Regions from separate parts of the Homo sapiens genome. Here regions 2 and 3 are each linked to region 1. A link is a loop called in an ENCODE intact Hi-C map of the cell type or tissue named here. Cell type or tissue: endothelial cell of umbilical vein. All regions are shown on one strand. Each heading gives the region's core, and the rest is flanking DNA. Links, peaks and the distances in the headings are about the cores only.

What was found. Peaks named below come from ENCODE experiments on the same cell type or tissue, not always from the same donor. Only the 100,000 strongest peaks of a DNase experiment are listed, where the experiment ranks them.
Region 2: it touches region 1 in a loop (6-fold over the local background); 47 of 110 quality-filtered maps call a loop at or near these places.
Region 3: it touches region 1 in a loop (8-fold over the local background); 7 of 110 quality-filtered maps call a loop at or near these places.

Annotation. Positions count from the first base shown.
Region 1 is chrX:136,165,752-136,176,693 of GRCh38, forward strand. It overlaps a transcript of FHL1 not described here. Among named protein-coding and RNA genes, the nearest start is that of FHL1, 26 kb to the right of the region's middle. In endothelial cell of umbilical vein, for the core only: a CTCF peak has its summit at 4,536; DNase peaks (open chromatin) are centred at 3,760 and 4,530; H3K27ac peaks cover 1,520 bases.
Region 2 is chrX:136,262,648-136,273,589 of GRCh38, forward strand. No RefSeq gene overlaps it. Among named protein-coding and RNA genes, the nearest start is that of MAP7D3, 17 kb to the left of the region's middle. In endothelial cell of umbilical vein, for the core only: a CTCF peak has its summit at 5,988 (motif pointing left); a DNase peak (open chromatin) is centred at 6,004; H3K27ac peaks cover 1,141 bases.
Region 3 is chrX:136,059,371-136,070,312 of GRCh38, forward strand. No RefSeq gene overlaps it. Among named protein-coding and RNA genes, the nearest start is that of SLC9A6, 79 kb to the left of the region's middle. In endothelial cell of umbilical vein, for the core only: no CTCF peak of the experiment used is centred there; a DNase peak (open chromatin) is centred at 5,971; H3K27ac peaks cover 1,429 bases; H3K27me3 peaks cover 37 bases.

The DNA.
Region 1 (10,942 bases), core at 941-8,940:
GGGGATCATTGAAGCTTGGTTGTCAGTAGTGATAAGGGTCAGCAGTGTCCATGACCACAATACTTTTGCTAAACCTGGAGAGTGATTGTATGTGTTAAATGTCACTAAAAAGTAACTCTTGGCTTCTTTCTGGAATAATATATGTGGTTTGTCTATTTTCACTTATTAATTTTGTCAGGGTGGGATATGATTATCATGATCTCTTTGAAAGCATGACTAACTCTAAAGTGTTTGAGCTTTATTTTGGATTACTTTGCTGTCATCTTACCCAGTGTTTTGTGTGCTGTTTTGTTTTTATTCTTTAACTTGCACAATGTTGTCAACGTAATTTATATGATGTTCTGGTCAGAGACACAGTTACACGCTGCAGATTGAAAAGTACACACAAATATACCCACCATGAGTGCTTCAGCCTCACGACCCCAGCTCATGTTAAGTGGGACATGCTAGTACAGATGATAAAGTGAAATGGAGATACAAAGGCAGTTCAGATCTGACTGTCAATTTTTCTCCTTTGTGGACTAATTCTGGGTGGTGAAACCATGAACTATGGAACGAAGACTGCTCCAGCATGAGTCTGAGTTGAATCCCATGTGAGAGCTTTGCCTCCTCAGCCTTTGGGCCTTTCTTTCTTCTGCCCTCTGGAGGGTGTCAGAGAACATGAAATGCAAGGACTTTCTGGAAAGGATAGCCAGGGTTTGGTCTGGTAACTAGAAGACACTTTCCCTGCCCCTTCCCCACCACCCCCTCCAAGCCGGAACATGTAGAGGTGAGGAGCAGACAGAGAGATGGCAGGGAAGCCATTGGCAAGGTGGGAATCTTAGGAAGGAAGTGATTCCGGTTCTTGAAAAAGACAACCGGATTCCATTAAGTAGAATCGGTATGAATTGTACTCATCTCTAGGAAAAATCAATTCCAGAAGGGTGAGTAAGATGAAATATGATAAGACTAGTGTGTGACAGATTCAGGTTTGAAGCTTAAGGTGGATGGAATCGAAAGAAAGGTATATTTGGTGTCAAGTGTTTGTGGCGGCATGTGAAATCATTATCCACGTTTGATAACAGTTTGACTCTTTGCCTGCTATAATAATAGTAGTAAGTATGTATTTAACATTCAATGCGTACCTTGTGTGGGGGAGGCACTGCTAAATGCTTTGCATGGACGTACCTCCTTACCTCTATGAGGTAGGTGGCCATTATGATGCTCATAGAGGCTGGACAGCTAATATGAGGCGGAGCCTGTATTTGGGCTCAGGCAGTCTGACTCTGGTGCCCCTGCTGTGAAGAGCTGTGCCCTGCTGCATTCCTCCTGTAGCTGCACGAAAGGGTGTGGAATCTTCTAGAAACAGTGAGTTCTATATGAGTGGAGTGTGGTGGTGGGAGAATAGATGGAGTAAAGCCTTTTGTGTAAACATACCATGCTAAGTACTGGGAGATAGAAACGAAATGAGAGATTTTTTTGTTTTGTTTTTTGAGATGGAGTCTTGCTCTGTCGCTCAGGCTGGAGTGCAGTGGTGCGATCTCAGATCACCGCAACCTCCACCTTCCAGGTTCAAGCAATTCTCCTGCCTCAGCCTCCTGAGTACCTGGGACTACAGACACACGCCACCACGCCGGCTAATTTTTGTATTTTTTTGGTAGAGACGGGGTTTCATCATGTTGGCCAGGATGGTCTTGATCTCATGACCTCGTGATCCACCCACCGCAGCCTCCCAAAGTGCTGGGATTACAGGTGCCAGCCACCACACCCAGCCAAAATAAGACATTTCTTTGCCCCTGCCACCAAGATATTTAACATCTTACAGGACTAACAAAACCTAACATGAACCAGTCCAGATTCATATGATAGAATATGAAAATGTTTTCTGGAAAGAATAGCCAGAGTCCCAGTCTGGTTACTAGAAGACACTTTCCCTGTCCTTTCCCCACCTGTAGCCCTTCCAAGCTGGAATGTGCAGAGGTGAGGAACAGACAGAGAGATGGCAGGGAAGCTATTGGCAAGGTGGGAATCTTAGGAAGGAAGTGATTCCGGTTCTTGAAAAAGAGAACCGGATTCCGTCAAGTAGAATCGGTATGAATTGTACCCATCTCTAGGAAACATCAATTCCAGAAGGGTGAATTAGATGAAATATGATAAGACTAGTGTGTGACAGATTCAGGTTTGACGCTTCAGTTGGATTGAATCGAAAGAGAGGTATATTTGGTATCAGGCGTTTGTGGTGGCATGTGAAATCATTATCCACGTTTGATAACAGTTTGACTTTTTGCCTGCTGTAATAATAGTAGTAAGTATGTATTTAACATTCAATGGGTACCTTGTGTGGGGGAGGCCCTGCTAAATGCTTTACATGGACGTACGTCCTTACCTCTATGAGGTAGGTGGCCATTATGATGCTCATAGAGGCTGGACAGCTAATATGAGGCGGAGCCGGTATTTGAGCTCAGGCAGTCTGACTCTGGTGCCCCTGCTGTGAAGAGCTGTGCCCTGCTGCATTCCTCCTGTAGCTGCACGAAAGGGTGTGGAATCTTCTAGAAGCAGTGAGTTCTATATGAGTGGAGTGTGGTGGTGGGAGATGAGATGGAGTAAAGCCTTTGGTGTAAACATACCATGCTAAATACTAGGAGATAGAAATGAAATAAGAAATATTTCTTCCTGACACCAAGATACTTAACATTTTACCGGACAAAGAAAACCTAACATGAAACAATCCAGATTCATATGATAGAATATGAAGATACTGTCTCTACTTAAGTACAGGTGGGAGGAAGACTGGAAGATGTTCCTTTGAATTAAGTCACTTTAAAACATTTGCTTTCAAATGTTAGCGCTTCACCATGGGCACAAAATTTGTCTTCCTCCAGGCTTTTGGCCTGGCAAACAAGAACCCTGTCCCTATAGTCAGCAGATTCATCCATTTTGAGTTGGGAAGCATTATCTTCAGCCTTTTCTTCCTGACAACGATCCTGACAATCGTCGTCAGGATCTCTAAAGAGATGAACTCATTAGCCTAGTGAACCAACAGTCTCAGCTGTTTATTTACCAGCACATTAACAGTTTTTCCATTTATATCCACTGCCTGTGTGACGATCAGCCTGGAAATGGTTTGAGCATAGGGTGGGAGGGGTGGTTACACACCTGGTTGTAATCCTTGGTTTATTTTTGCCCTGTTTCCATCTATACTTCTTGAGAGCTTCCTGTGTTACAGGCACTGACCTGGGTGTTGGGGCAGAGTAGTGAAAAAACAGACTGGGTCCCCCGCCCAAGGCACTGTCTTTTCCTCAGATTTCATTCGCTCATGTACATTTTCATAGTTGATCTAAAAGCGGCATTTGGTGTGAATTCTAGGATTTCACACTTTTAGGATAATACAGTGATCACACTCCCTTTCTCCTTTGCCCCAGCCAGTCCTTTCTGAATAAAGGTCGAGGGATTGGGGGAGGAAGGCAGTGATGCGAATGGGCCTGTGGGGAGGTCGCACGGGCTTGAGGAGGGCAGCATGTCGTAGCGGGCCATATTTGTGTCAGGGTTGGGAACGGCACAAGGCACACCTGTTTCCTAGTGCTGCAGAACCCTCGTCCTGGGATGAGCCTGCCCGCTAGTCTGCATCCTAATCCTGCTGTTGATTGGAGATAACTTCAGCGGTCACAGGGCACCTCGTCTCCATGGCAACCCCTCTAAATATTCCTCTAGTGACTTGTGCTCTACATTCTGGCTGGATCAGAGCCCTCCTGTGGCAAAATATTCTAAAGATGTTAAAAGAGAGAGAGAGAAAAAAAAAGGCTCAACTAATAAATCTATTCTAAACGACTGAGTCATTTGTTTTGATTACCCGGGTGATTGCCAAATGTTAATTTAAAACTGAAATAGGCCATGAGCTCACTCCCCTAACAATGCTGAGTGTTTGAGCTAATACGGCTTGATAATGAGGGAGCCAGATCCACTGCCAGTGCTCATGTTATATGATAAACAGACATTTGGAGAAGTATGCAGAACATCTTGGCAGTTTTCCTTTAACTCTAAGGGTTGTAAATACAAAGTAGAATGTGTTACCATGAGCCATTTCATAGGAAGTTGACTTTATTTTTTTAGAATTCAGAACTTTGCTTCTAAAAAGGTAACTTTGCCTCTTGATTCTCATTTTTTTCCCTAACTTAGGCACCTTGGAAGTTGTTTTCAACCATATCCAGCCTTTGCCGAATACATCCTATCTGCCACACATCCAGCGTGAGGTAAGTTTTACTAATTGCCACAAATTCTTACACTGATCTCCAACCTTCTAAGTTGTGGTATTAGGGGCGGCATTGTACAAAGGGCTTTATTTGTACCAGGAGGTTTCAGAAGGTTCATTTTAATTGACTCAACCAATGTCACTGCTTACCCTAAATATTAGCTCTCGGGGGCAATGTCTTTTCAAGGGAAAATCTCATTTGCTTTCAACTTGGGCATATGAAAAGGGAATTTGCCAGGCACAACAGAACTATTTGAATGTCTGCTTTAAAGTAAAGATCTGCTCATGTCGTTGCACGAACAGTAGGGAGCAGGAAAGCTGCATGGAGCAAATGCTGGGATGGGACAGAGGAGACTCCTGCTGCCAGCCACGAGAAGGTTAGGCTGACCTGATCAGCTATTAGGAATCTTTCTCCCTGGGTGGAAGGAGCCAAGGTGCAGGACTGGCATTGCAAAATCTGGTGATAGAAGGCCAAAGAGTGCTTCTGCTCGGTGACATTAATAGGGTCCAGGAGATTTTCTTCTGATTTGCCCTCAAGTTCAGAACAACCTGTGGGAAGCCAGTGTAAGAATGCTTATACTGGATAAGCGTTCTCTGTCCTCTTCATTTAGCCACAGTGGCTTGTTTATACTCTGTGATGACTCAGGGTTCCTCAATTTTCTCTTTGAGAGAGGGACATTGACCTTTGAAAATAATGAAGGAATCTAAGAGAAGGCTCATCCAGGCACGATACAGTAATGGTCCCTCCTTTTTGGTGCCCCGGTCTCTGTGCGCTCACAAGAGGGAATGTAACCTTTGCCAGCACCATACCTGTCAGGCTTTGCCATTTCATCCCTCAAAAGGTTGCTGCGTTTTTGCCTTCACCTTCACCCTGCCCACCCCTGCATGCAGCCACATGGTCAGTGTAGGTACTTAGATTTCAGTTAGGGTACATGCTCAGCAGGTGACAAGAATTGCCTTTGTTATGTCTACTTGCTACAGAATTCTCCCCAGGTTTTAAAATATATATCTTCAAATACCTAAATGTATTAAACCTTAAAGAGTAAAAAGCATAGGACAAACTTTTAGAAATGCTAAACCTGAATTTTATCCATTTCATCAATTATGGTGGTAGTCGGAAGTCCTTCCAAGGCCCTCGGGCTTGAAGCAAGCTCGGTGATACAAGCTTTCAGCAGCTTCCCTCTGCTGCTGGAGATGGAATCTTCATTTCTGGGTCTAAATCCTGCCATAGCTCTCATTCATAGCCTTTACCTATAATGGTTGTTTTCAAACTTAAAAAAAATGATAGAAACCTATCTTCAAAAAATACAAATCTTTAGATCTAACCCCAATAGAGAAAACCAAAGCTGAACTGCTTTGGCTCAAGTAGGAGGCTGTGACTCTCTGTCACCCTCCTCTAAGGGTGAACCCTATTGAAAGAGCAGAGATTTTAGCTCTGTGCCCTTTCCCAGCTCTTATTTTTATTTTCCCACAGAAGAGGCTAGATTCTTTAAGGAGATATAAAGAAGGGAGAGAGAAAGATATAAAGATTCTTTAAGGAGATACAAAGACATCCTCTCATCAGCTGGAAATGCCAGCTAGGTGAGACCTGACTATGCATATGCATTGTTTGCCCTTAGTAATTCCATAGCAATCTGCAAATTCAATCAGCTTCATCAGCAGAAAACTTTGATAGAAACCATGTGTAAAAGGGCTGTGTTCTTAAAGTGGAACATTTAAATCGAAGTTTTTCAAGCACACATTTCAAGTGGTTTTATGATACCAAGCACACCCCAGTGACATCTTTACATTGACCAAAACTTGGTATCCTTGGGTTTTCTTTTAAAGCACTGAGTTTCTCAGGTGTGTCAGTTGAATAGAATCTGCTAAATTCTGTTTTTTTTATTTTTTTAAATTTTTTATTGATTTATTTTTTTTTATGGAGTCTTGCTTTGTCGCTCAGGCTGGAGTGCAGTGGTGCAAGTGCAGTGGTGCGATCTGGCTCAGTGCAACCTCCGTCTCCCAGGTTCAAGCAATTCTCCTGCCTCAGCCTCCCAAATACCTGGGATTACAAGCGTCTCTACATCAACATGCCTGGCTAATTTTTGTAATTTTAGTAGAGACAGGGTTTCATCATGTTGGCTAGGCTGGTCTCAAACTCCTGGCCTCAAGCGATCCGCCCTCCTTGGCCTCCCAAAGTGCTGGGATTACAGGCGTGAGCCACTGCGCCCGGCCAAATCTGTTAAATTCTGTTTCCATGTAACAGAAATATATAGGATTACACAACTGCATCTGGTGTTCTTTCTTCCTTTCTTTTATTCATTCATTCAGCCCTACTATGGGCCAGGGCAGGAATGTAGTGGTGAGCACAAAAACAACAAAAAAATACCTTTTGGGTTTGATATTCTTCAAGGGTGGGACATGCCTAGATTATTTTCTCTTTTGCAGACAAGGAAACTGAAAATTGCTTTGCTTTTCTCAATTACATTGCCCAGTATTCAGTAGACAGGTATGGATGCAGGGGTACAGTTCCAAGTCCCCATCTCTACTCTATTCTTTGAGCCTATGATTTATGCCACTTCCATATAAGCATGTGCAAATAAAGTATTCAGTAATTGCCATGGATGCAGCTGTCCCTGGGACCCGAAGGCCCTAAAATGAAAATAAATGTAAACTGTGCGTTTCACACTCTATTTTTAAAACGTTTGTTTGGAATAATTGAATAGTTTAGTAAAATGGGCTTTGCTGTTTCCACATGAGGATATCTTGTTCTTTTATTTTTTATTTTTTTTGAGACGGAGTCTCACTCTGTCGCCCAGGCTGGAGTGCAGTGGTGCAATCTCGGCTCACTGCAATCTGTACCTCCCAGGTTCAAGCGATTCTCCTGCCTCAGCCTCCCAAGTAGCTGGGATTACAGATGCGTGCCACCATGCCTAGCTAATTTTTGTATTTTTAGTGGAGACGGGGTTTCACCATGTTGGCCAGGCTGGTCTCGAACTCCTTACCTCAAGTGATCCGCCTGCTTTGGCCTCCCAAAGTGCTGGGATTACAGGCGTGAGCCACCATGCCCGGCCTATTTTGTTCTTTTAAGTGATGGTGTGTCCCCTTTTAATACAGTATTTATCATAGATAAACTTTATTATTCAGAAACTTAGAATTATTCCATTTGGCTGCCTTTTAGTTTACAGAATTATTTGGAACACAAGCTTGAACACATAATTCTTAACACATACGTGAACTGGGCTAAATTTGAGTATTTGTACCATAGTAGTGACAATATTGTTAATTAAACATGTGTTTCACATGTAGGAGATATTTGTATCACTGACATATGGTCATTTTCATTATTGATTTGGCAGTTTTTTAATATTCACAAAACACAAAATTTTGAAATACAGTAGTCAAAGTGATTTGATCTGTGCCATTTGTATTGATGTAACCTCTCTTCTTGGTGCACTAGCAATAAGAAGGAGAATCAGCACAGATGGGTTACACAGACTTAGAGGATTTGGAAACCATCACTTTAGAGCCAAGGTCTCAAACTGATGGGCTGGATCTGGCACACAGAGGTGTTCTTTTAAAATTTTAATTGCCAGCATTTAAAAATTGAAAGGTTTCATATTTTTTGAAGTCCAAATTTTTCAGCTTCTCTTGAAATATCAGAAGATCTGGCAATATTGAGCCCTCACTCCTGTTTGGCTACACTAGGCTGGAGCCAAATGGCTGCTGTTTCTTTTCTTTTTTTTTTTTTTTTTCCTGAGATGGAGTCTCGCTCTGTCACCCAGGCTGGAGTGCAGTGGCGTGATCTCCGCTCATTATAAGCTCTGCCTCCCAGGTTCACGCCATTCTCCTGCCTCAGCCTCCCCAGTAGCTGGGACTATAGGTGCCCGCACCACGCCCGGCTAATTTTTTGTATTTTTTAGTAGAGACGGGGTTTCACCATGTTAGCCAGAATAGTCTGGATCTCCTGACCTTGTGATCCGCCCACTTCGGCCTCCCAAAGTGCTAGGATTACAGGCGTGAGCCCCCGCACCTAGCCAGCTGCTGTTTCTTTAGCTAGAGCATGAACTCTGAAGTTTGCCACAGTCTCTGGCAGTATCTGTAATCTCCTTGACACTAAGGACAAGGGTTGGTTGCCATTATCTGAATGTTTAACCCCTATAGACATGTGAGTTTTCAATCCCAGGTCTAGATAAAATTGAGGTTGCAAACTTAAGGTCATCCTTTTTCTCAAGATATCAGCTTGCTAATTTTCAGGGGCACGACATAGGGTGACAGTCATATTAAGGAGGTGCTTTAAAAGGGTTGAGGGCAAACATTTCAGAGGAAGGTTACTTTCTGATGATGGTACCTGATTAAGAAAAGGATACATCGACAGGTACGGGTGATTTATTTTATTCTGGCAGATTCCTGTAGTCTACTTTGGTGCTTCTCACACTTTAATGTGCAGATTCTGATGCAGCAGGTCTAGAGTAGGGCCTGAGATCCTGCATTTCCAACAAGCGCCAGGTTATACCACTGCTGATCTGAGGACCTCCCTCTCTTTGAGTAGCAAGGGGACTCTAAAAGCAATCCTAAGAAAAATCAGTCAGGCAGTGATGGTGCTAATGTTTAGAACATTCACTTTTCTCTAGCCTGAGAAAGAAAAAGAGATACGAACCAGGGTATTTTGGGTTGAATCTTCCCAGATAAATCTGGATCTACTTTGAGTTGGAGCAGAGGAGATGAAAAATCAATTATTTTCAATACAGTATAGCACATGGGAAAGATAAATCTAACTCTGATTTTAAAATTTGTTTTAAATTAAGTGCTTCTGGTAAAAAAAAAGCTAGATATGCTCAGGAATCATGAAATGTAGGGATTAGAGCTTTTAATTTTAGGAAAATATGGGGCTGTTAGCAAACTTGTAAATCAGACCACAGAAAATAGGATAATTATCAAATCCCTGGTTATATGATAACCTTGTAAGCTATAAAATGATTTTAAAAAGTTGGAAAGAAAGAAATCAACAGTTTCAAATATATACAGTCCTATATTGAAAAGTATAATTAAAATGAAAAAGCACACCAGGAAAAATCTGTGGCACAGATGACAAGATACATAATTTCTATATCATGCACAGACCTCATACAGATTGTAAGAAAGGTGCGCACAGGCCTAGCACGTGGTAGGTGCTTCCTAACTGTTGGCTGAATGAATTATCCAATTGATAGATGGGTAAAAGACACTCAAGTTATATCACAATGTAAAGAAATGCATGGAAAACACTCAGCCTCACTGGTATGCAAAGATAAGCATATTTGAACGTCAGCAAGGCACACTTTTACTAAGTTAGCAGAATTACAAAAAGAAAACACAATGTTAATATGGTTAACTTGAAATGGATATGCACTTATTCACTGCTGGTAGCAAAGTAAGTTGGTACAAAGCCTTTTGGAACATTGTTTGGCAATATATGCCTAAAGGCACAAAGATTGGTACCCTTTAATCTAGTAATCATACTTTGGGAAATGTGTTCTGAGAAACAAATTATTCTAAGAAAAGAAAAAAAGCTGTGTAAGCATTCATCACAGTGTTATTTGTGAGGACAAAAAGAAAGAATTTAAATGTCTAATGTGAAAAAAATAGTTCATTTATTCAATAAATAGTTTTGATTGAGTAGATTATGATACATCTATGCAGTGGAATTTCATGAATCTGTTAATTATAATTTTCACACTTACATTAGCAATATGAAAGAATTTGTATAATACAGTCTTACTAAAAAATGCAGGATGCAAAATTGTATATATGCTGTGATTGTAACTTGCAAAGTGATATGTACCTGTGGACAAGAACTAGAAGGCACAAGGAAAAAATGTAAGTATCACTTTATTTGAAGTTGTATTCATGTTGTGATGTTGTTTGTACATTTTGCTATTACTTAGATGTTGAGAATCTTCCACTTTTATGTACTTAACTCCATATCACAAGCCGGATATTCTAATCTATCACAGAGTGCTTAGTAAGTAACCAAGAAACATGAGGACTCCTGTCTAGAGCCTAAACATGGGGTTCCAGTGCTCTAGTTCCTTCTCGCTTGTTGTGTTTCATCATCCAGAGCCCCCATTTCTCTTTCTTCCGTATTTGGTGGTTGGTAGAGGCATCTTGGTATATACCACATGACACCAAGTATAAATATTTGTTTCAGAGCTTTTAATGAATGTCTAGCAGTGCCAGGCAGGGAATGAATTTTCATGTTTAAAGGTCCAGTGTCCACTTAAGGAACATCTTAATGGAGCTACAGCTCAAGAGCAAGCCCATTTCATCTTCTGATTTCCATTAGATAAGCAACAAAAATTGGCTTTAAGGTCATGAGCCTCCTTACAGCAGTCCCTCTCACCTTCAGCTGTATTCCCTATTTCAGATATACTTGTTTCTCTGCTGTAAGTACACTTTTCTTTTCTAATTAGGTCAGTTACTTCATGTCTGTTTTTCTTTTTTGACATGGTTTCTTCTGGCTTTGGCACCACATATTTTCCCCATATGTCATTGCCTCTGGAGCTTCATGTTGCAATAGTTTTTCAAGGGGAACGGAGAGCACATTGCTAAGGGTGGGGGATGGCTTTTGCCTCTTTTGCCTGCCCTTTGCTTCAGTGAGTGTTCGTATTTCTGTTGGGCCTAGTTCTGTTTGGTTTTGTAGTCTTCAGAGTCAGTTATGTTTGGACTGAAAGATACTTAAGTAAAAATAATGGC
Region 2 (10,942 bases), core at 1,636-9,635, 98 kb after region 1:
CCAACATGGTGAGACACCGTCTCTACTAAAAATACAAAAATTAGCCAAGAGTGGTGGCGCATGCCTGTAATCCCAGTAACTCAGGATGCTGAGGCAGGAGAGTCACTTGAACCTGGGAGGCTGAGGTTGCAGTGAGCCGAGACGGTGCCCCTGCACTCCAGCCTGGGTGACAGAGCGAGACCGTGTCTCAAAAACAAACAAACAAACAAACAAAAAAAACAACAAAGAGTAAGGCAAAAACTGAAGCAGCATCTCATGAGAATCTAAGCCGGAAGACCATAGTCATGGCAGTTTATGGCAAAGAGGGAGGCATGTGGACCTTGAAGAGCATCAGGTTCAGGAGGGGTTAACCCCAATCACGTGGCTTAACACACTCCTCCTTCCCCCGCTTCAGGACAGCTTGTGGTTGGGGGAAATAGTGCCTCCTAGATGACAAAGTTATTTGAATGCTAGTTGAAAACAATGCTGGTTCGAGCCAGAATTTCCACATTTTTCACTTAAACTGTCTGTGCATAATTTCCAATTCTTTCTGGGTATGTTATTCCACCCCCACCTCCATCTCTGCCAATTCTCTGGGTATGGTAGAAAGGAAGCACTTTTATTCCAGTCACCAAAGTTTATGAAAATATGAATGACATTAATAGAATATTTTGAATCGTGTATTGCTTTAAGATAGGAAAGTCAGTTATCTTTTTCTCTGGTGGCCTTTTTGCACCATACTTTCCTTCCTTCCCTCCCTTCCTTCTTTCCTTCCTTCCTTCCTTCCTTCCTTCCTTCCTTCCTTCCTTTCTTTCTTTCTTTTTGAGACGGAGTTTCACTTTTGTCTCCCAGGCTGGAGTGCAATGGCCCGATCTCAGCTCACTGCAACCTCCACCTCCTGGGTTCAAGTGATTCTCGTGCCTCAGCCTCCTGAGTAGCTGGGATTACAGGCACCTGCCACCATGCCTGGCTAATTTTTTGTATTTTTTGTAGAGACGGGATTTCACCATGTTGGTCAGGCTGGTCTGGAACTCCTGATCTCAGGTGATTCACCCACCTCAGCCTGCCAAAGTACTGGGATTACAGGCGTGAGCCACTGCGCCGGGCCTTGCACCATACTTTTCAAAACATGTTAATGGACACTCACTTCATGGTAGGCATTTTAAACTGTGATTCTCAGGAACACCAGAGACATAAAAACTAAAATTATGACACATTTGATAGTTCAAAGACACTCAGATTTAATATTTAATTAGCTTCCTCCTCATTTTATGAAGGAAGCGATTTAGAAAGTGACTTGTCCAAAGTCACACTTCTTGTAAATGGCAGAGCCACTCATTTTATTTTATTTTATTTTATTTTATGTATTTATTTTGTTGAGACGGAGTGTCGCTCTGTCGCCCAGGCTGGAATGCAGTGGTGAGATTTCGGCTCATTGAAACCTCTGCGTCCTGGATTCAAGTGATTCTCCTGCCTCAGGCTCCTGAGTAGCTGGGATTACAGGCGCCCGCCACCACGCCCAACTAACTTTTTGTATTTTTAGTAGAGGTGGTGTTTCGCCATGTTGGCCAGACTGGTCTCGAACTCCTGATGTCAAGCGATCCACCCACCTCGGCCTCCCAAAGTGCTGGGATTACAGGCATGAGCTACCATGCCCGGCCAGAGAGCCACCCATTTTAAAGTCCCATTTTTCACAATGCAAATGATAATCCCAGCAGGGTGTTTTTTTTTTTTTTTTTTTTTAAGATGACATCTCCCTTTGTCGCCCTGGCTGGAGTGCAGTAGGAATGTACAGGTGCACACCACCATGCCAGGCTAAATTTTGTATTTTTAGTAGGTACAGGGTTTCGCCATATTGGCCAGGCTGGTCTCGAACTCCAGATATCAAGTGATCCGCCTGCCTTGGCCTCTCAAAGTGCTGGGATTATAGGTGTGAGACACTGCAGTCATCCCCAGCAGCTTTTTTGTGTGTATAGAAATGAACAAAATGGTGGCCGGGCACAGTGGGTCACGTCTGTAATCCCAGCACTTTGGGAGGTCGAAGTGGGTGGATAACCAGAGCTCAGGAGTTCGAGACCAGACTGGGCAACATGGTGAAATCCAATCTCTACAAAAAAAAAATACAAAAATTAGCCAGATGCTGTGGCACATGCCTGGTAGTCCCAGATACTCAAAAGCTGAGGCAGGAGAATCACTTGAGCCTGGGAGGTGGAGGTTGCAGTGAGCCGAGATCGTGCCACTGAACTCCAGCCTGGGTGACAGGGCAAGAACTTGTATCAAAAAAAAAAAAAAAAAAGAACAAAATGATTAGTTGCTATGAGAATTAAATGAGATAATATTTATAAAGTGGCATGCACAGTAGCTCGTTCCCTACACTACACACGTTTTCTTTCCTTTACACACATATATATTTTTGAGACAGAGTCTCGTTCTTGTCTCCCAGGCTGGAGTGTAGTGGCGTGATCTCATCTCACTGCAAGCTCTGTCTCCTGGGTTCAAGTGACTCTCCTGCCTCAGCCTCCCGAGTAGCTGGGATTACAGGCATCTGCCACCACGCCCGGCTAATTTTTGTATTTTTAGTAGAGACGAGGTTTCACCATGTTGGCTAGGCTGGTCTGGAACTCCTGACCTCAGGTGATCTGCTGGCCTCGGCATCCCAAAGTGCTGGGATTACAGGCGTGAGCCACCACGCCCGGCCTCTTTCCTTTATATTAATGTCTACATATCAGGTTTACATAGTTATAATGTTTATGTCCATACCATGTTGTGATCTGCCTTTTTCACTTAACTTACCACATACTTACCACTTTAATGCCTAAATAGCATTCCATCTGGTCGATAGACTACATTTTTAAGACATTCTACCATTATTGAACATTTGGATTGTTTTCAGTTTTTCACCATTATAAACAGCTGGGCTTGGAATGATCTTACACAGTTTTTCACCTTCTATCCCCTTGTTCCTTTGGGGATTGTTTCTTCGGAATGTGGTCTCAGCAATGGGGGCAGAGGTATAAAGAGCTTTCAAACCAAATTGCTCTCCAGAGAAATACCACCAGTTCAGTGTGTCTGCATGTCATCAGTGATGGGGAGACAATATTATTTTTTATTTTTAAAAGACGGGGTCTCACTCTGTTGCCCAGGCTGGAGGTGCAGTGGCACAATCATAGCTCACTGCAGCCTTGAACTCTTGGCCTCAAGTGATTCTCCTGATTCAGCTCCCTAAAGCTCTGGGATTACAGGCCTGAGCCACTGCACCCCATCGAGTCTATACTATTGGGAAAAAAACGTGGTTTAACTCTTCTCTCCAGGCATAGAAAAGCAACTTGAGAATTCTTGGCTGAAACTTCCTTCCCCACCCCTACTTACCCCACCCTGTCTTCTGCACTGTTAGTGCTTTCCTGGCCTTTTCTTTCTGTCTTTTTTTTTTTTTTTGCAAAGTCTTGCTCTGTTGCCCAGGCTGAAGTGCCTTGGTAGGATCTCAGGTCACTGCAGCCTCTGCCTCCTGGGTTCAACAGAGAGGATCATGCCTCAGCCTCCCAGGTAGCTGGGATGACAGGCACACACCACCACACCTGGCTAATTTTTGTATTTTTAGTAGACATGGGGTTTCACCATGTTGGCCAGGCTGGTCTTGAACTCCTGACCTCAGATGATCCACCCGTCTCGGCCTCCCAACGTGCTAGGATTACAGGCATGAGTCACCGTGCCTGGCCTTCCTGGCCTTTTTCTAACTTACTCTTTCTGTGCAGAATCTTGGAGCAGAAATGGCCATGCTGATACACAACAGGACAAACAGTTTCTGCATATCAATACTAGGCAAAATCTCACAAAACCCACACACAGAAGTGGGAACATGAAAAGTCCTTCGCCAAATCAAACATTGGAGATACACAAATTCATGGACAAAAAGGTGATTTTGGTATCAAAGATTAGCTAATAAGAAAAGACTGTCTTTTTTTTTTTTTTTTTTTAGCGAGAAAAGTCTGACTCTGGATCTGTGAATCCATATCCTTGAATTTGAACATTTAGCCCACTGGATTTGGGGTGCCTGTCCTGACTTCTGTTACAAATAGTCAATGATTTAATTATAATAAGTAATTAAAAAAATATCAAGACCCTTTGCCTCCATTCACTATCTTATTTAATCCTCAGAACAACCCCTGGAGCGAACTCTATTAGCCCCTTTTTGCAGAGGAGGAAACTGAGGCTTAGAAAGACCATTTAACTTGCTTGGAGTCACACAGCTGGGAAGTACCAGAGCTATGATATGAACTCAAGTCTGTCTGATTTGAAGGCCTTTGTACTTGATCTTGTTCTGCCTCTCATATTCTTCTCATTTATGAGATGGTGACTTACAACCTGCCACACTAACTCCAGTGTTGTTTTAAGGATCAAATGAGATTAAAAATACTCCCAAAGTGCCTTGTAAAAAATGAACAAAACATTACACAAATAACATATGCACTTTGTAACTGAAAGGCATTGAGATCACTTGGATTTAATTTAGCTACAGTGATTCTGTAGGACTCTACCAGCCACAAAACCGGCTCAGCCCTAGGCTTTCTGGAGATACTCAGTAGCTTTGGTCCTAAGAATAATTTCTGATGGCTGGGCATGGTGGCTCACACCTGTAATCCCAGCACTTTGGGAGGCCGAGGTGGGCAGATTACTTGAGGTCAGGAGTTCGAGAACAGCCTGTCCAATGTGGCGAAACCCCATCTCTACTAAAAATACAAAAATTAGCATGCCCTGGTGGTGCGCACCTGTAGTCTCAGCTACTTGGGAGGCTGAGGCAGGAGAATTACTTCAACCCGGGAGGTGGAGTTTGCAGTAAGCCGAGATGGCGCCACTGTTTTCTAGCCTGGGTGCCAGAGTGAGACTCTGTCTCAAAAAAAAAAAAAAAAAATTTCTGAGAATGGATCCTGATTATGATTACACTGCGATATTTGCAAATGCAATGCTTACCTGTATGAGACTCACTTGTATTGATGTTTCTGTTCATGATGGTTTTGTGCATATTTTAAGGGAGCCAGAGTACCAGGTGTGGTACTCAGAGACTGTCCTAGAATACTCAGAGAATAATCAGGGAAAGCCAACTATTCTACCTCAGGTCTTTGTTATAGGTGGGTTATTGAGGCAATGTGATAGCAACTGATGGAGGCACTTTCTCTCCCACTTCCTCTGCTAAGAGAGAAACCTGGAGTTAGACACATTGCATTCAGAGACTGTTAACATTGAAAGAGGCCTTGGACATCCTTTCATTGGACATCAGTCCCCCTTTCTCATTTCTTATTTTTGGAATATAGCTTAAATGTGTTTGTTAAAAATGCATGCACTGTCCTGTATGTGGAAAAAAGAAGGCAAATTATGTGCGGAGTGTTGTATGAGACTCTCTCAAAGAAAGCTGTGGTCCAAAATGCCATCAGGCATCCCAGTGTATGCTGCCCATTCCTGTGGGTGACACACCTGCCTGAGTATGACGTGCCTCCCTGCCCCTTGCAGGCATAGTTTCATTTAATTCTGATAGAATCCTATGAGGTAGCTACTATCATTATCCCCATACTACAGACAAAGAACTCGAGGCCTAGAGAGGTTAACGAATCTGCCCCAGGGTCCATAGTTACTCCATGAAACTATTGGGTATATTCACCTCCCAAAAGAAAAAAATGGGCAAGAGGTTGGGGTTGAGAGTTGAGACAGACTTCTAGTTCTCACTCTGCCACTAACTACCTGTATGACTTTGGGCAAGTCTTTCCAGCTCTATTTCATCATCCATTCATCAGTTACTGTGCTGGTTGTTTCCTGGCTTTACATTCAATTCCTTTTTCTGAAATCCTTACAGTTATTTGTGATTACTTGTAACTGGAGTTAAACTTTAGTTGTCCAGAAAAATAAAAATAGAAATGCAAAGTATCAAGGTGCTCCCAAATCAAACATACAGATGGCAGAGATCATCACAGAAATGACAATAAGGACCCTTTTTCCTGTTTGGCAAAGCTGAGTGTTGCTGCCACCTAGCGAGTAAAAGGAAGATGGCTATCATGCAAGGTCAGGCCCTTCTGTGGAGGCCCAGGGAAAAAGACCAGAAATCATCCAGTTTACCAAATATTAATAACTTATGAGATTTCACTAATATGTTAAAATTGCAGCATTTGCTTCAGTATATGCAAGCCAATATCTCTTCCGTTGAGAAAAATGGGATCAGGAGAAGAGCTACTCTGGGCAGTGTTAAGTAGGAGTTATTAAAGAGGAGGTCTTTAAGTAGGAGGTCTTTAAGTGTTAAGTAGGAAGTCTTTGGTTTCCTCCAAACATCTGCTTACACTGTGTCCTTTCCTACTGATCCTCTCCCTCTCCCAGCTGGAATCCTAGAACCCTAAGTCTGAGCAGGAAGGAACCATCATCAGAGAATTTCTAAGGCAGCCCGGGTCATAGCACAGAAGAAAACGGATTTGACCAAGGTCACAAAGGTAGTTAACATAGGCAAGACTGACAGAAGACTAGTCTCAGAACTCTGAAACCTGGTCTGATCAAATCCACCCAAAATGGATGAGATTAGATATTTGCAAAATCACCTTCAGTCTGGAGCAATATTAGGAGATACCATCAATGATATGAACATATATAAGGAAGCCAAGTCGTTCTGGTAGGGAGAAATGGGTGGTCTGGCTGGAAATCTGGAGAAACTGAAGCTGTTGGGAGCTTCAGGCACTAGAAGATGCTCTCTACTGGGATGAGGGAAGAAATCTCTCATCAGGACTCAGAGAGGTCAGGCTGAGTATAAAGGCCCCCCAGTCAACAGATCTCAATCTTCATCAGATACATTCCCACCCATCAGGGAGTGCCCAGGGCTCCCAGTGCACCAGATCTAATCTTACGGTTTCCTCTGCTATTAGGAAAGAATATCAGAAGTGAGATGAGAAGCAAAGCTTATTGCAGGATAACTTGAATCTGCTAGAATGTATTTTTAAAAATCAAAATATTTTATTATTATTATTAATCATTTGCAGCAAACTCACAGCTCCTAGTTTGGATGGCCCCCATTCTTGCAATGATTCCTTTTTTTTTTTTTCGAGACAGATTCTGGTTTTGTCGCCCAGGCTTGAGTGCAGTGGCACAATTATGGCTCACTGCAACCTCCTCTGCCTCCCGGGTTCAAGTGAGAGGCTCATGCCTCAGCCTCCCAAGTAGCTGGGATTACAGGCGCATGACACCATACCCAGCTAATTTTTTAAAATATTTCTAGTAGAGATGGGTTTTCACCATGTTGGCCAGGCTGGTTGGTCTCAAACTCCTGGCCTCAAGTGATCTGCCTGCCTTGGCCTCCCAAAGTGCTGGGATTACAGGCTTGAGCCACTGTGCCCAGCCTGGAATAGCTCTTTGCACTGTCAACAACCTAAGTAATAACAATAATGATGATAATAATAGCTGATATCACCAAGGGCATTCATTGTGTTAGGGACTTTCCAGTCGTTATCTCATATATCTGACAATAGCCCAATGAAGTCATAATTATTATGACCCCTATTTTATAGCTGAGTAAGTTGAGGCTCAGAAAGCAGTTTGCCCAAGGTCACATAGCTCTCCCTGACCATCTCAGCTCTTAATCACTGCCCTATACTCACTGAAGGCTTGGCTTCTGAGATGCACTAATACCAGGAGGCAGGAGGTGAGTGTATCCTCTAACTAGTGGACATGTATATTTTTAACTCTAGGAAGAGATTCCCTCCTTGCCATCCCTAGACTTTGTTGTAAATTAACACATAGGCATTCCAGGATTACAGCCTCTCCTCAGGAAACTGATGGATCACTTGGTAGGCTAGTTGCCTGTAAGGGGAGAGATTACCTCTGGAAAACATTTTCCCTAATGTACAGAAAATTGTTTTCTGGGTGGGGATAGAGCGGGAGACAAACTGTAGGAGGATAGGTGACTAATTAAGGGGAAGAATTTTTGATTATCTGTTGTTTCAGATTATCAGAGTAATCGCTTCTGTCTATTAACATGGATAATTAAGAATTGACTGTGTAGTTAAGTAATTCAAACCTTCCTCTCTCACACACAAAATTCTCTTCAGTAATAAACAAGCATGCACAGAATTATTCACTGAAATAAATGGACTTCCTTCTTGTGTTTGTCAAATACAATCCCCTCTTCCTCTCACTGAATTACCAATTTAGATGAAGAGGTTCCTTAAACAAGAATCTATGTATGTATGTATGTATGTATGTATCTATTCATCTATCATCTGTTCTATATCTATGTAATATGAACCGAATATGCACTACAATGATTTTACTCTTGCTCTCACCTCCCCCCCCCCCTTTATTTTTGAGACAGTCTCGCTCTATTGCCCAGACTGGAGTGCAGTGGCACCATCTCGGCTCACTGCAAACGCCACCTCCTGGGTTCAAGCAATTCTCCTGCCTCAGCCTCCCAAGTAGCTGGGGTTACAGGCATGCACCACCACACCCGGCTATTTTTTTTTTTTTTTGTATTTTTAGTAGAGATGGGGTTTCACCATGCTGGCCAGGCTGGTCTCGAACTCTTGGCGTCAAGTAATCCACCCACCGTGGCCTCCCAAATCGCTGGGATTACAAGCATGAGCCACCATGCCTAGACCTCTCACGACCCTCTTTTGACATTTTTTTGGTTCCTTAGGCAAATAATATATACTAAATCAAGTATAATATTTTATGTTGTTACTCTATGGTTTTTCTTAAGGCAGAGAATAATTAACAGGACAGTTAGAAAATGTGAACAGGAAATAGTTGAATACAAGCTGAGAATGTTGCTAAAAAAGAGGAAGTGAGTTGGAAACTAAAGGAAGCTTTGTGTTTGGAGGGTCATCAAAGGAGAAAAGGGTTCTTTTAAAAAAAAAATAGAGGACTCACCTCATGCCTAGACTCCATGTACTAAGTCTGGAGTACAAGCAGAATTTTCAGCTGTTTCCGGAAACAAGCCTGAGGGGCACATAGACCACAAGTTCCCCTCCAGGGGTTGAGAGAATGTCTTACTTAACATGAAATTCTCCCATGTTTTCTAGCCTAGTGCTTGGCATGTTTTAGGTACCCAGTAAATATTTGGTAAGTCAAAATGAACTTTGTAATTGAGTTCCAGGCTTTGAGAATCAAGTTGGTGATTAAAAATCAAAACAAAACAAAACAACAGCAAAATAAATGAGAAATGATGGAGACTTCATTTTAGAGTGTGAAGGGAAGATTGCAAGGATAGTAAATGTTCTCATCTCATTTTATATGAATCATAACTGTAATAATGCAGGACATGTGGGCAGGTTTTCAGCGACTTGCTACAGCTCCCCTACAATCTAGCTATCTGCCTTTACTGTACAATTCACTCAAAAACAATTATTTAATTTAAAAAACTGCCTCTGATCATGCATGTGTGTGTGCATGCGTGTGTGTGTGCATGCATGTGTGTGTGTATGTTTGTATATGTAATTCAAAGAAGCTAGTACTAAAAAGAATTTTTAGAATTAGAGCAATTAAAAAAACCATTTATTTGTTTATTTATTTTGAGACAGAGTGTCACTCTGTTGCCCAGGCTGGGGTGCAATGGTGCAATAATAGCTCACTGCAGCCTCAAACTCCTGGGCACAAGTGATCCTCCCGCCTCAGCCTCTAGAGTAGCTGGAACTACAAGTGCGTGCCACCACACCTAGGTAGTCTTTAAAGTTTTTTTGCAGAGACAGGGTCTCTCTATGTTGTCCAGGCTTGTCTCAAACTCCTGGCCTCAAACAATCCTCCTGTCTCAGCCTCCTGAGTAGCTGGGATTATAGGCATGAGCCACTACACTCAGCTAGAATTAGGACAATTATTCCCACCAGAAGTCTGTGGTCACTACACAGTGTGCTGCGTGAGAAGTTTCAGGAGATCTACTCTTCTCTCTAGCTCCCCCATGCCTTTCTTCCCAAACAAGCAACTGCAACTTAAAATCCTTGTCTCTAGATGGCCCCTGTTGAAATTATGCATTTGGGAAGCAGTGGGTAGAAACCACCCAAAATCTTGGAAGGGAGCATTTATTATGTGCCAAGCATAGTGCTGGCAAATAAGCACATGAAAAGATGCTCAACATCATTAGTCATTCAGGAAATGCAAATTAAAGCCACAGTGAGATACCACTGCATACCTATTAGGATGGCTACAACTAAAACAAAGACAAAACTGTTCATATGAAACGCTGGCAAATTTGCAGGGTATTTGGACCTCTCATATATTTCTGATGAGAAGTCTTCAAGGAAAGCAGGATGAAAATGTGTAATAATTTGGTCTCTTGTCTAGAATGGAGCTTTTATCATCAAGGGCTAAAAAAAAAAAAAAAATGTGATATGCTGGGCGCAGTGGCTCACATCTGTAATCCCAGCACTTTGGAAGACTGAGGTGGGTGGATCACTTGAGGTCAGGAGTTCGAGACCAGCCTGGCCAACATGGCGAAACCCTGTCTCTACTATAAATACAAAAATTAGCCAGGTCTGGAAACGGGTGCCTGTAAACCCGCTACTCAGGAGGCTGAGGCACGAGAATCTCCAAGTGAGAATCGCTTGAACCTTGGAGGTGGAGGTTGCAGTGAGCTGAAATTCCGCCACTGCACTCCAGCCTGGGCAACAGAGTGAGACTTCATCTCAAAGAAAAAAAAGTGTTATAGAAGCAGGTCCTGACAGGGCCAGTAGCTAAAAACAGTAGTGGCCACGTGTTGTGTGGTGACTAAGTCATTCCAGAGTAAAATAAAGAACCCTGGAGAAAGGCAAGTTCATGATCTCAGCCTGAAGCCTGGTCTAAAGAGAGAAGTTTATTTGATATTATTTATATTAAAATTAGATACTTCTGGGAACAATTTCTACTGGTAAGAGAATATCCATTTTCTCCAATTTGAAGAAATTAATGACTACTTTAGATCCCTCCTAGTAGAGAGGAATTGGTAGAATAAGAGGGAGAGAGAGGGAGA
Region 3 (10,942 bases), core at 1,127-9,126, 110 kb before region 1:
GAAAAGAAACAGGCACAGAACAAGATGCAGAGGAGTAACTTTCCAGGCTGCCTTTGGAGGCTTGGTGGCCTCTGCATTTGGTTTCCCAGGCTGCTTGCATTCACTTGTTTTAAGCAAAGACCATCTTTTATTTTTTAAAATTGTTTTGTAGGCAAAGGGTCTTGCTATATTGCCCAGGCTGGTTTCAAACTTTTGGGCTCAAGCAATCCTCCTGCCTTGGTCTCCCAAACTACAGGGATTACAGGTGAGAGCCTCCACTCCTGGCCATCTTTTTGATTTGGATGCTGGCTTTTTCGTGAACTGAAACAAACACATTCCCAGGTTGAGTTCGATGCTGGTTCCTCTGGGGACTGACAGTGCCCTGTGCTCCTCAGCTGCAGAGAACTCCTCTCACTACATTAGAATTGTTCATTTATTTTATCCATCTCCCCCACTAGACAGTAAGCCATAGGCTCAGACACCCTTGTCTCAATCGTCTGATTTCCCCCAGTGTTAGGTATACTGCTCAGCAAAAAGTAGATACAGGAACCTACCAAGAATGTGAGGGATGAACAAAGGAGCGAATGAATGAACAAACCAAGATCAAACATTCCCTTTACTGGACTAGTGACTGCCACTCATTTTCTTCTCTTCTGCTTTACCCACAGAAGAGGAAAAAATACCTTTTTGAGCATTACTCTGGTGGCTGTCACAGAAGGGGTGAATTCTGCTTTCAAATGTTTTGGCATTTTTTTGACTCACAGCTACACAACCTGACAAGATAGCCAACTAGCTACTTCTCATGTTTCTGTGGCATGCCTCATGCACTGCTCCATGGAGCCGACCAAAACCGTATTGGCTGGGAGATGTAAAGTGCCAAAAACGGACCTGGCAAGGAGAAAGAAGAGGCGATCTGCTTGGAGTTGCCATTGGTGGGCACACAAACCTGTGAGTGGCTCGTGCGTGCTTCTCCATGGCCATGCAAGCTTTTGCCCTCCCTGCACTTCACAGGGCTGGGAGAGAATGGAAAGTCTATGTTTAAGATCAGGGTAAGCTCACGTCTGTAATCCTAGCACTTTGGGAGGCCAAGGCGGGTGTCTCACCTGAGGTCAGGAGTTCGAGACCAGCCTGGCCAACATGGTGAAACCTCCTCTCTACTAAAAATACAAAAAAAAAAAAAAAAATTAGCCAGGTGTGGTGGTGGGCACCTGTAATCCTAGCTGAGGCAGGAGAATTGCTTGAACCCGGGAGGAGGAGGTTGCAGTGAGCCGAGATCCCACCATTGCACTCCAGCTTGGGCAACAAGAGTGAAACTCATTCTCAAAAAATAAAATAAAATAAAATAAAATAAAAAACAGGATAAGTTGAGAAAGAAGAAGGTAAGGAGAGGGAGAAAGGGAGAATTACAACAACAGAATTAAGGCCATTGTCATTTTCCCCTTTGATCTGAATCGTCAGCTATTTCCCGCATGTAATAATAATAGCGGTTGTCTCTTGTTGAAGCACCTAATCTGGGCCAGGCACAGGGTTAAGCCCTTTATAAGCATGGCCTCATCGAATCCACAGAACAACTCTCTGAGCTGAGTGCCATTGCTATCCCTTTCTTGCCGATAAGGAAGGAACTGGGGCTCAGAGTGGTTCAGCGAAGGTCCAAGATCACACAGCTACTTAGCACAGTGCCTGGCCTACAGTGAACACCCTGTCAATGGTAGCTGTCATGGCGATTATTACTATGATTAATCATAAGAAATGGCTGGTGCCACCATCGGCTCAAAGCAGACTGAAGTCTCAAGGCCCAAAGCAGGCTCTGAGGTGCAGACTCCCGGGGGCCTGCTCAACAGGCATGAGGACCTCGACTTCCCTTTGTGCTTCTTCAAGACTTGGGATGGTGGCTCCTTGGGTGGTGGGGAAAATGATGCCATACTTGTGTCTGGCTCCTTCTTGGTTCCCACAAATGTCCTTAACATTTTCCATTTTCTGAGTGGCTTTTGTGAAACTGCTCTGATGTGGTTGACAGAACTTATAGTGGGATCCAAGTCAAGCCTTCCTCCAGAGGAAAGTTGGAAGCCTTTAAGGGTCTTGTCAGTGCTCACGTAGCCCACAGCCTCCTGCCTAGCATTGGCCAAGGCCAAGGCTTCCCGGCAGTCAGCTCTGGATCACAGCACACTCATTGATTCCTGCGCTGTTTCCGGGGGTGGGAAATCAATCCCCTATCGGCCTGGCTTGGGCTTGCTGGGCCTTTTCTCCAGGGAGAGTTTCGCTGGGGCCTCTGATCTGCACGTGATGCTCTTCATGGTTCAAGGGCTGTCGTGTCCAACTCAAGATGATTTCCTTTTCCGTGTTTTCTGCAGCTTTTTTTTTTCAGGACCCTAGAAAAACTTTGAAACTTAAAATTACTCGTGTGCCAGGAATTCCCACAGCCTCCTTGTGAGGGGTAGGTGAGCACCATATGCTGTTTATACAAAAATAAATGGCTTCCCCCCATGAAGCACATGGGCCCAAATCACTGGCTAACCCCCTTTTTACCTTAGCAGCTGGAGCAATGGCCCTCTGGATGAGAATGCGTACGCAGATAGAAATTTGGCTCTAAAAAGCCCTGAACAGTTTGTTTGTACAAGAGCTTGGTCTCCTAGAGAGGCAGGTGGTGGGCAGGCCAGTGTCCCTCTGTGGGACTAGCTGAAGAAAGCAGGAGAAGACCAACATGCAGTGCTGGACAATTACCTTGTCCCTCCCCGGGGCGGACTTTCAGGGAGGTCACCTCATCTTAATCACCACTTCCCCAACATCATGAGCCCTAGGACTGGGTGCAAAGGAGGGGTATCTCTCTTTTTGAAATTAAAATACTTGAAGTTATCGCTTCACTTGGGCAATAGATGTCTATTAATTCATTCCTCAAGCAATTATTGAGTACTTACTATGTGCACATCTGAAATTGTACCAAGTGCAACTCCAACCACTTGCCCCAGTGCTGACCCAACAACAACACTGGGCCAAAACTAAAAGTTTGGAAGTGATGGAGGCTGCAAGTTGACAGCCTGGGCAGCTAGAGAGTGAAAGTGTCAGTTGCTGCATTTCGATGGGATTTTATTCAAGCATGTATTCATTCATTCATTCATTCATTCATTCATTCATTCAACCAAGATTCATGAGTGTCTACTGTGTGCCACATAGTGTGCTAGGCACTAGGGATATCAGAAGGGAGAATGCCAGCTGTAATCAAAGGGAACTTCAGATAACAGTAGCTAACATCTACAGAGTGTTTATGTGTGCCAAGCACCATCATGAGATGGCTTCTCTCTTTTAATGCTCATTCCAGCAGTGGCAAGGAGGTCCAGACAGATGGGGAAACTGAGGCTCAGAGATTTTACTGACTTACTCAAAGTCACATAGCCAGAAAGTGGCAGAAGTTAACTTGCAGAATCCAAGTGAGCCCAAGGGCCTGAGGTTGTGTTCTTTGCTGGTTACTACACATTACTGTACATTACTGCCTGCTGCAGGGATTAGCTAGCTGCAGCCCACAGGTCGAGTCCAGCCCATTGACTGTTTTTGTGCTGCCTGAGAGCTAAGACTGGTTTTTGTATTTTTAAGTGGTTGTAACAAATCAAAAGTATATTTTGTGACACATGAAAATTATATGAAATTCACATTTCAGTGACCATCAATAAAATTTTATTGGAACACAGCCATGCCCATTCATTCACGTCTTGCCTAAGGCTTTTTCACTACAGTGGTAGAGTAGAGCAGTGGTGATAGACCTATGGCCCGCAAAGTGAAAAATGCTTACTATCTAGCCCTTTACTGTCACTGACAGAAAAGGAAACAGATCTCAGCCCATCTCTGAGTTCAGGTGGTCCCCAGAGCCCTGCCTCCCTATCCCAGCTCTTCCTCAGCAACTCAGAAAGACCACCGGGGAGACTTGAGTGAGCATTTCAGATGATGGCTGCCTTTGAGTTATTTCCAGCACTTCCTTCAGAGTCTTTGAGGCTGAAATGTTTAGGGTGGTATTAGGTTTTTCATCAAATGTTTAGATGAAAATGTAGACAGCCGACTTGGGGTTATTTGTGAACAAAGCCCTAAAGGCAAATCTTATTGGTTTTTGCTGAGAGGTGCCAAATTATCTCAGCCTCCACTGGGAGCTGCTTGTGGGGCCTTATATGGGCATAATCTCCTAAGCCAGGCTTGCCTCACTCTGCGGCATGGTTGGATCCACTTTTAAGGTTATGTGTGAACATTTCTTGTCTTCCTGTTTGCTCAAGCTGTGGGGAACTTGGCTTTTGCCACACTTTAAGGGAACATAAATGCTGTCCACTTTGAGCACGTTTCATTTGTATGTCAAAGATGACAACTGCCTTCCTTTTGGAATTCTTCTCCCTTTATATTTGTCTGTAGGTGGAAGGAAGCATTTTTGTAAGTGCTGGAGTCGGGGAGATGTCGCTTCATTATCCTAGTTGCTTCCTGGGATTAGTGTGTCTGAAGAGATGTTGATAAAGGAAACATTTACTGTGTGTCTATAGGCAATGAATGTGTCTGAGGCATTCCATGGGCGTTAGCTTACTCAAACCTTGCAAAATGCCTTCACTCACTCTTTCAACAGGTATTTATTGAATGCCTACTAAATGCCAAGTCATGTGGTAAGCCAAGACAGTAATGGGGAGAGCTACTCCAGACTGGGAAATCAGGAACGGTCTCTCAGAAGACATTTAAGATGAGGTCTGAAGGATAAGAAGGTGCTGGCTGGGAGACTCTTCGTAATTGGATTGGAAATCTTGGTGCAGACATTTGAGTTAAGAGAGTTAATGAAAGAACTGCGCCAGCAACTCAGTTGACCAGAGCCCCATGCTGAGGAACCCAAGGCTACTGGGGATTTTGTTCTAGAGACCTCAAAATGGAACCCTAACCTAGGCTTGCCCTGGAAAATATAGCTCTGGTCCAAAGGAGATCAGCTGAGCAAGTGAGGCTCCCCCCACTATTGGACACCAAATTCTGCAAATGTTTATGGGGCTGTTCTCATAAGCCCAGCACTACCTAGGTTTTGGGAATCCAGAGACAAATCAGAGAGCAAGGAGCTCAGGGTCTAGTGGAGGAAATAAGTCATATAATCAAATAAATGACTCGACGATGTACTAGGTACAACAAAAGAAATATGTATAAGATCTCAAGGTAGCACAGAAGAGGGGGTGCTGAACACACTTGGGAGGCCCAGTAAACAGCCAAGGGAGGCTAAATTTTGAAGAGCCAGAAGGGCCCTTCCAGAACAAGAAACCTGCATGACCAAATGCCCAGAGACACAAAGCCACATGCCAGAGGCTTCATGCCACTGGGTCTTTGGGGAATAAGAAGACCTGTTATTTTCGAGCCTGAAGTACAAGGTAGAGAGTAGTGGACATTGAGATTTCAGCAAGGGCAGTTCAGGGTGAGCTTTGGGAATAAGTGTTTCGGATTTGAGCCACACTAAAGGTATGTAAACACAAGAAAGGAGATGTCTGTGTTAACTTGCCTTGATAATGCCCCTCTTGTTACCCAATCCCACTGGTTTCAACTTCATCTTCTGGGAACCTATGGTATTTCAAAGACACTGCCTGATCCCTTTCTAGACAAATTTTATGCTTTTGGAAGTGGCATTTCCCCGCTAAGTACTTTATACTGTTTTCTTACAACTTTGCAAAGCATCTGCCATATGGTATTTCTCCCAAGTGAGAGATTATTGCCTCTTTATTGGAGGGGGGGAGCTGAAATGAAGTCATCTGTCCACTGAAGTGACAGCTGCAAGCAGAGATGTACTCTCTAGGCAGCAGGCCTGCCGTCAGAGCCCAACCCGGTGCGCCTTCTCCAAGAGCGGCTGTCCCCTCCCAGCCTCCTGTCGCCGCTTTCCCTTTCTTCTTGCTTCCTGTTATATAAGAGCATTTTTGCAGAGATGAGCTCTGGGCTTGTTCTGAATATTTTAGGTGTCAAACATCCTGTTTTTCTCTGAGTAATGTGACCCTGTCAATGACCCACTGCATTTCAGAATGACATCATGGGATTCAACCGAGAATGGTTGAAGAGAAGTGATTATGGGAGCTCAGGGACCTCTGCTTGCCCCTTTACCTTTCAGCAAGTTGTTTGGAGATGTCAAACAAGAAGTCTGCAAATGAGTGTCTGCTTTGCACAAGAGCAGGGGTTGGCAGACTAGGAACTGCAGACCAAATCTGGCCCACAGAGCAAATCCATTCCCAGCTGATTTTGCAAATAAAGTTTTATTGGCATTCAGCCATGCTCATTTGTTTGAGTATTGTCTAAGGCTGCTTTTGCACTGCAATAGCAGAGTTAAGTTATGTAACAGACCCCATATGGCAGGCAAAGCTGAAAATTTTTACTATCTGGCCCTTGCAGAAAAAGTTTGCTGAACCCTGCGCTGAAGCTCTCTCCTCCTACACCCTAGGAAGAGGGCACATGGATTTAGCGTGCTCTCATCCCATGACTGAGTACCCGCCCATTCCTTTCCCCTCTTCCCCAAACACCTGATACAACAAAAAAGGTAAAGGTTGATTTTCAGCAAGCATATTGGGGCTTTCGTATGTATTAAATGTCATCAGAACTTGCACATTTATTAAATGTGTTGCCTTTCTAAGAAGTTCCCTAAAGAAATTGCACACACTTAGGCTAGGCACGGTGGCTCATACCTGTAATCCCAGCACTTCTGGAGGCTGAGGCAGGCGGATCACCTGAGATCAGGAGTTCGAGACCATCCTGGCCAACATGGTGAAACCCCGTCTCTACTAAAAATACAAAAATTAGCTGGGAGTAGTGGCACACACCTGTAATCCCAGCTACTTGGGAGGCTGAGGCAGGGGAATCACTTGAATCTGGGAGGCGGAGGTTGCAGTGAGCCGAGATCACGCTATTGCACTCCAGCCTGGGTGATAGAGCAAGACTCTTGTCTAAAAAAAATAAAAAGAAAAAAAAAGAAAAGAAAAATGAAATTGCACACTTATTCCAATGTGGCTGCCAGTGTGCCAGACATTGCAGGGAGTACTCTTCAGAGCCAAGCTATGTGACACCTGAGAAAATCCACTTCACCTTCTTTTTGGACCCAAAGTAGTGCAGCCTTGTTGGAACATCTGCCTAGTTGCCATGGATCAATGTTGGCTTATTTTTTCAAACAACAGCAAATTCAGCACTAAGGATATTCCAAGGAATTGGTTGCATGTTCTGAGGTTAGTTCCTTAAAAAGTGCTCAACATACGATGTCTTCAGAGGCAAGGTATCTTCACCCAAGGACTTGAGAGTCAAAGTTAGACTTTGGAAACAACTTTTGGAATTGTAGTGCATGTTTTCAGCATTTGGGCCATTCTATGTCTTACAAAATGAAATGTTCAGTGTGTGGCTCTCTCCTCTCTATTTAGGGACTGTATCCATACTTCAAAGGACTTTACCATCTGTCTTGTATTTCCCCATCTCTTCCCAGCTGCTGTTAGTGGATTTTGCTATGGCATGGTGCATTGTACCCATTTGGCTAATAATGGCATGAGCTGAGGGTTGAGGAAGCCCTCTGCTCAGTTCCGTTTATCACAGCCAAGTTTGGATAGGAAAGAGTCCCCTAGGAGCTGGAATGTGGTATACTATGGATGGGCATGTCAGCATTCACTGGCCCTGCTCATATCATGGACCACAGTGTGCTCTGGACTGCGGGGTGGAGGCGGTGTGGAGTTTGGTGGTTTTAGAAAACCGTGAAATGCCTACTTATTGCTCCACATTTTTGCTTTCTCATTTTCCTTAAGCCCATTCCACAATGAGGGTATTGGTGTGGTCACTCCTGAAGCAAAAAGATAACAAGTTGCTTTTCAGCTTTTTAGCTTTTTTGGTCATTTCTTACTTCTTTTCCTCCCCGCCTTTGCATCCAGAGCCACTGTCTCCCACACGAAGCGTCTTAAATTTTTATGAGCTCACAGTTGCTTCACTGATTTCTGTGCTGCCAGAGTCTGAGATGCAGGACTCAGCGGGGACTTGCTCAGATCTGTTTGTGTATATACTTCCCACTAAACTCGATGTGCTTGCATGAGTGAGAATAATCAAGTGCATTACTCAGAAGCAAGGAAGAGTAGGGCTGGAGCCACAAGAGCAAATCCCTCCCCAGTTCTCCTGGATTTGCACCACCCCACCTCACTACCCAGTTCTGGATCAATCAGAGGTAGCTTGGGTTGAGAGGCTCTTTTGTTCTGAGTTTTTTTTTTTTCCTTCAGAGACCAGAATTTAAGCTTGAGCTGCTTTCTCGCCTGGGGAGAGGAGTGGGACCCAGTCCTGATATTATGGGGCCCAGTCTTTGTGTCTTGGTGCCCAAAAGAAAGCTGAGACCCTTAGACCACTCATGGTGCAGAGAGAGGAGCTGGTCACACCATATATGTGTGTACTACACATTTCTTCATGAACATATATGCCTTTTGCACACATGGTGACTTGGTCCCACTGGACCTTTCCAAGGACAGGAATGATGTCTTCTATTGTTTGTGCAACATCACACATAGACTAGTGTCTTGGACCAGAGGACACATAGTCTGCTTAATTGTCTACAACAATATGTAAATAGCAAGCAAGTGGGACTTTGAGGCGTTTGTTTTTTTATTTTGAGCTTAATTTCTATTCTGGTAGTACTTAATAATCAAGTAATTTGTCTGTGAATCCTCCAAGGGTCGAATCCCACAGGACTTCCATCAATCAGCCAGCATCCAAAGGAACTTGTGCTTTGTTCATAAAATGCCTGGCATCACTGGTCCTTGGGAGATGGCCAAACTGGCATGGCTCGCCACGAAAGAGAGGGGTGGGGGAGGGACTCTTTGCTAGAGAGCTTTTCGGCTTGCAATTTTAAAAAAGGAAAGCGGGTAACTTCAGAACTGTTTACTGGAAGGCACAGGACCTCAGTTTTGATGCTGAGAGAGGGAGAAGTTGTCTTGGCAAGGGCTCTGTTTCGGTTTACTTCTTAGTATTCACAGGGGTAAGGAGCCCTGTTTAGTAAGTTGGACACGTTCTGGTGGGCAAAGCTTCTGGAGGTGGAAATGATGGCTCTTTGTTCTCAGTTGGGGAGGTTGGGGGGTTGTTTGAAGACAGCTCAAGGCCGGACAGAGATGCAATGCAGGGACTCTTAGCCCACATTCCTCTTCACTGCCTTCCAGAAAAGCTGAGATTGTTCAAAAGGACCATTAGACCTCCAGATAGCTCAGCCTTGCCCTGGGTTCTATCATTAGCCAATGGTCTACTGTTTTTCATGAGTGTCCATGTGTCCATGTGTTATCTGTGTCCCAGGTCTTACCTGTCACTGACTAACAAGTCTCCAGCACCGACCCAAATTTCTAAAAAGCTGCCGTCTGCCAGCCTCTCCCTTCAGCCTGCCATAGGGGGCAATTTGTTTTTTCTTCCTATATCAAGAGTCTGCCCCATCTGGAAACGTAGAAAAAGAACCTTCCCTAGTGTCCTCCTTTAATTAGTGCCAGAGGTGATGCATGCTGGGAGAATGTAGGCCACCCCTAGGGAACATCTGATGACTTATCTTAGATCCCAGCTGGGGCAGCACAGGCTCCTCACTTGGTTTACCATTTCCACTTGAGGATTGCTGCTCTCCTCTGAGGGTTACCTTTGATTGTTTGATTGACTGATCATTCACTATCAGTTCATTCATTCAACTTATCCAACATGTATTCATCCAACACTCATCCTACCACATTCCAAGCATTTGCCTAGATGCTGTGTTACAATGTGGGGCAAAACCAGACAAAGGCCCTGTTTCTATGGCATGTATATTCCTTCTGGTGAAAACAGCCAATAAACAAAAAAGAAACACACAAACATGGAAAAGATCCAAGAGTGGCAAATGCAACACAGAGAATGAAAGTAGGGTGATGTGATAGAGTGACTGGGGGGCTAGCTCAGATAGCATGGTCAGGACAACATCCATGAGCAGAGCAGACTTCAAACAGCAATCTGAAGGATAAGTAGCCAGACTTTCAAAGGTGAGGGTGAGGAGTATTCTAGGTATAAGGATGAGCTGATGGAAAGAGCCTGCTATGAGCTAGACCCGACATGCAGAGGGGAACAAAAGAGAAGAGGTAATTCCAGCTACGTGGGAGAGTAAGGTGGGAGGATCACATGAGGCCAAGAGTTTGAGATCAGCCTGGGCAGCATAGAGACACTCCATCTCCAAAAAAATATTTAAAAATTAGCTGGGTGTGATGGCTCATGGCTGTAGCCCCAGCTACCAAGGAGGCTAAGGTGGGAGGATCACTTGAGCCCAGTAATTGGGAGGCTGCAGTGAGCTATAATCATACTACTGCACTCCAGCCTGGGCAATGGAGTGAGACCCCCTTTCTAAAACTAATAATAATAAAATTAAATTTTTACAAAAAGAGGGAAGACGTCCCTTCTCCCCAGTGCTAATAATTTAGTTAGGAAGACAGACGGATAGATAGGCAGTTACAATGCAGTTAGATCAATGCTATGACAGGAAAAGCAGACAGAAAGCTCTGGAAACATAGAGTAAAGGTTCTGAAGGCTGAGTGTAAGGATCGGAGAAGGCTTCCTGGAGGAAGAGGCATTTAAGCTGAGTAGAAGTTAGCCAGGTCAACTGGGAGAGGATGTGTGGAGGGAAAAATGCTCCCCTGTCTAAGCAGAAGGGACCACAAGTGTGAAGGGCCACTACTCACAGTGCAGCACATATCTGAGGAACCAAGAAATGCTCACAGAAGTTCAGGAAAGGGGAGGGGTTATGGGATATGAGACCGGAGAGCAGACAGGGGCATGTTATGGATTTGGGATTCTGGTTCTGACAATAATGGAGAAGCCATTAAACAGTGTTAAGCTGGGGAGAGACATAATCCAAATTATGTTTTGAAAAGACCATGGCTCGGCCGGGCGCGGTGGCTCATGCCTATAATCCCAGCACTTTGTGAGGCCAAGGCAGGTGGATCACCTGAGGTCAGGAGTTCGAGACCAG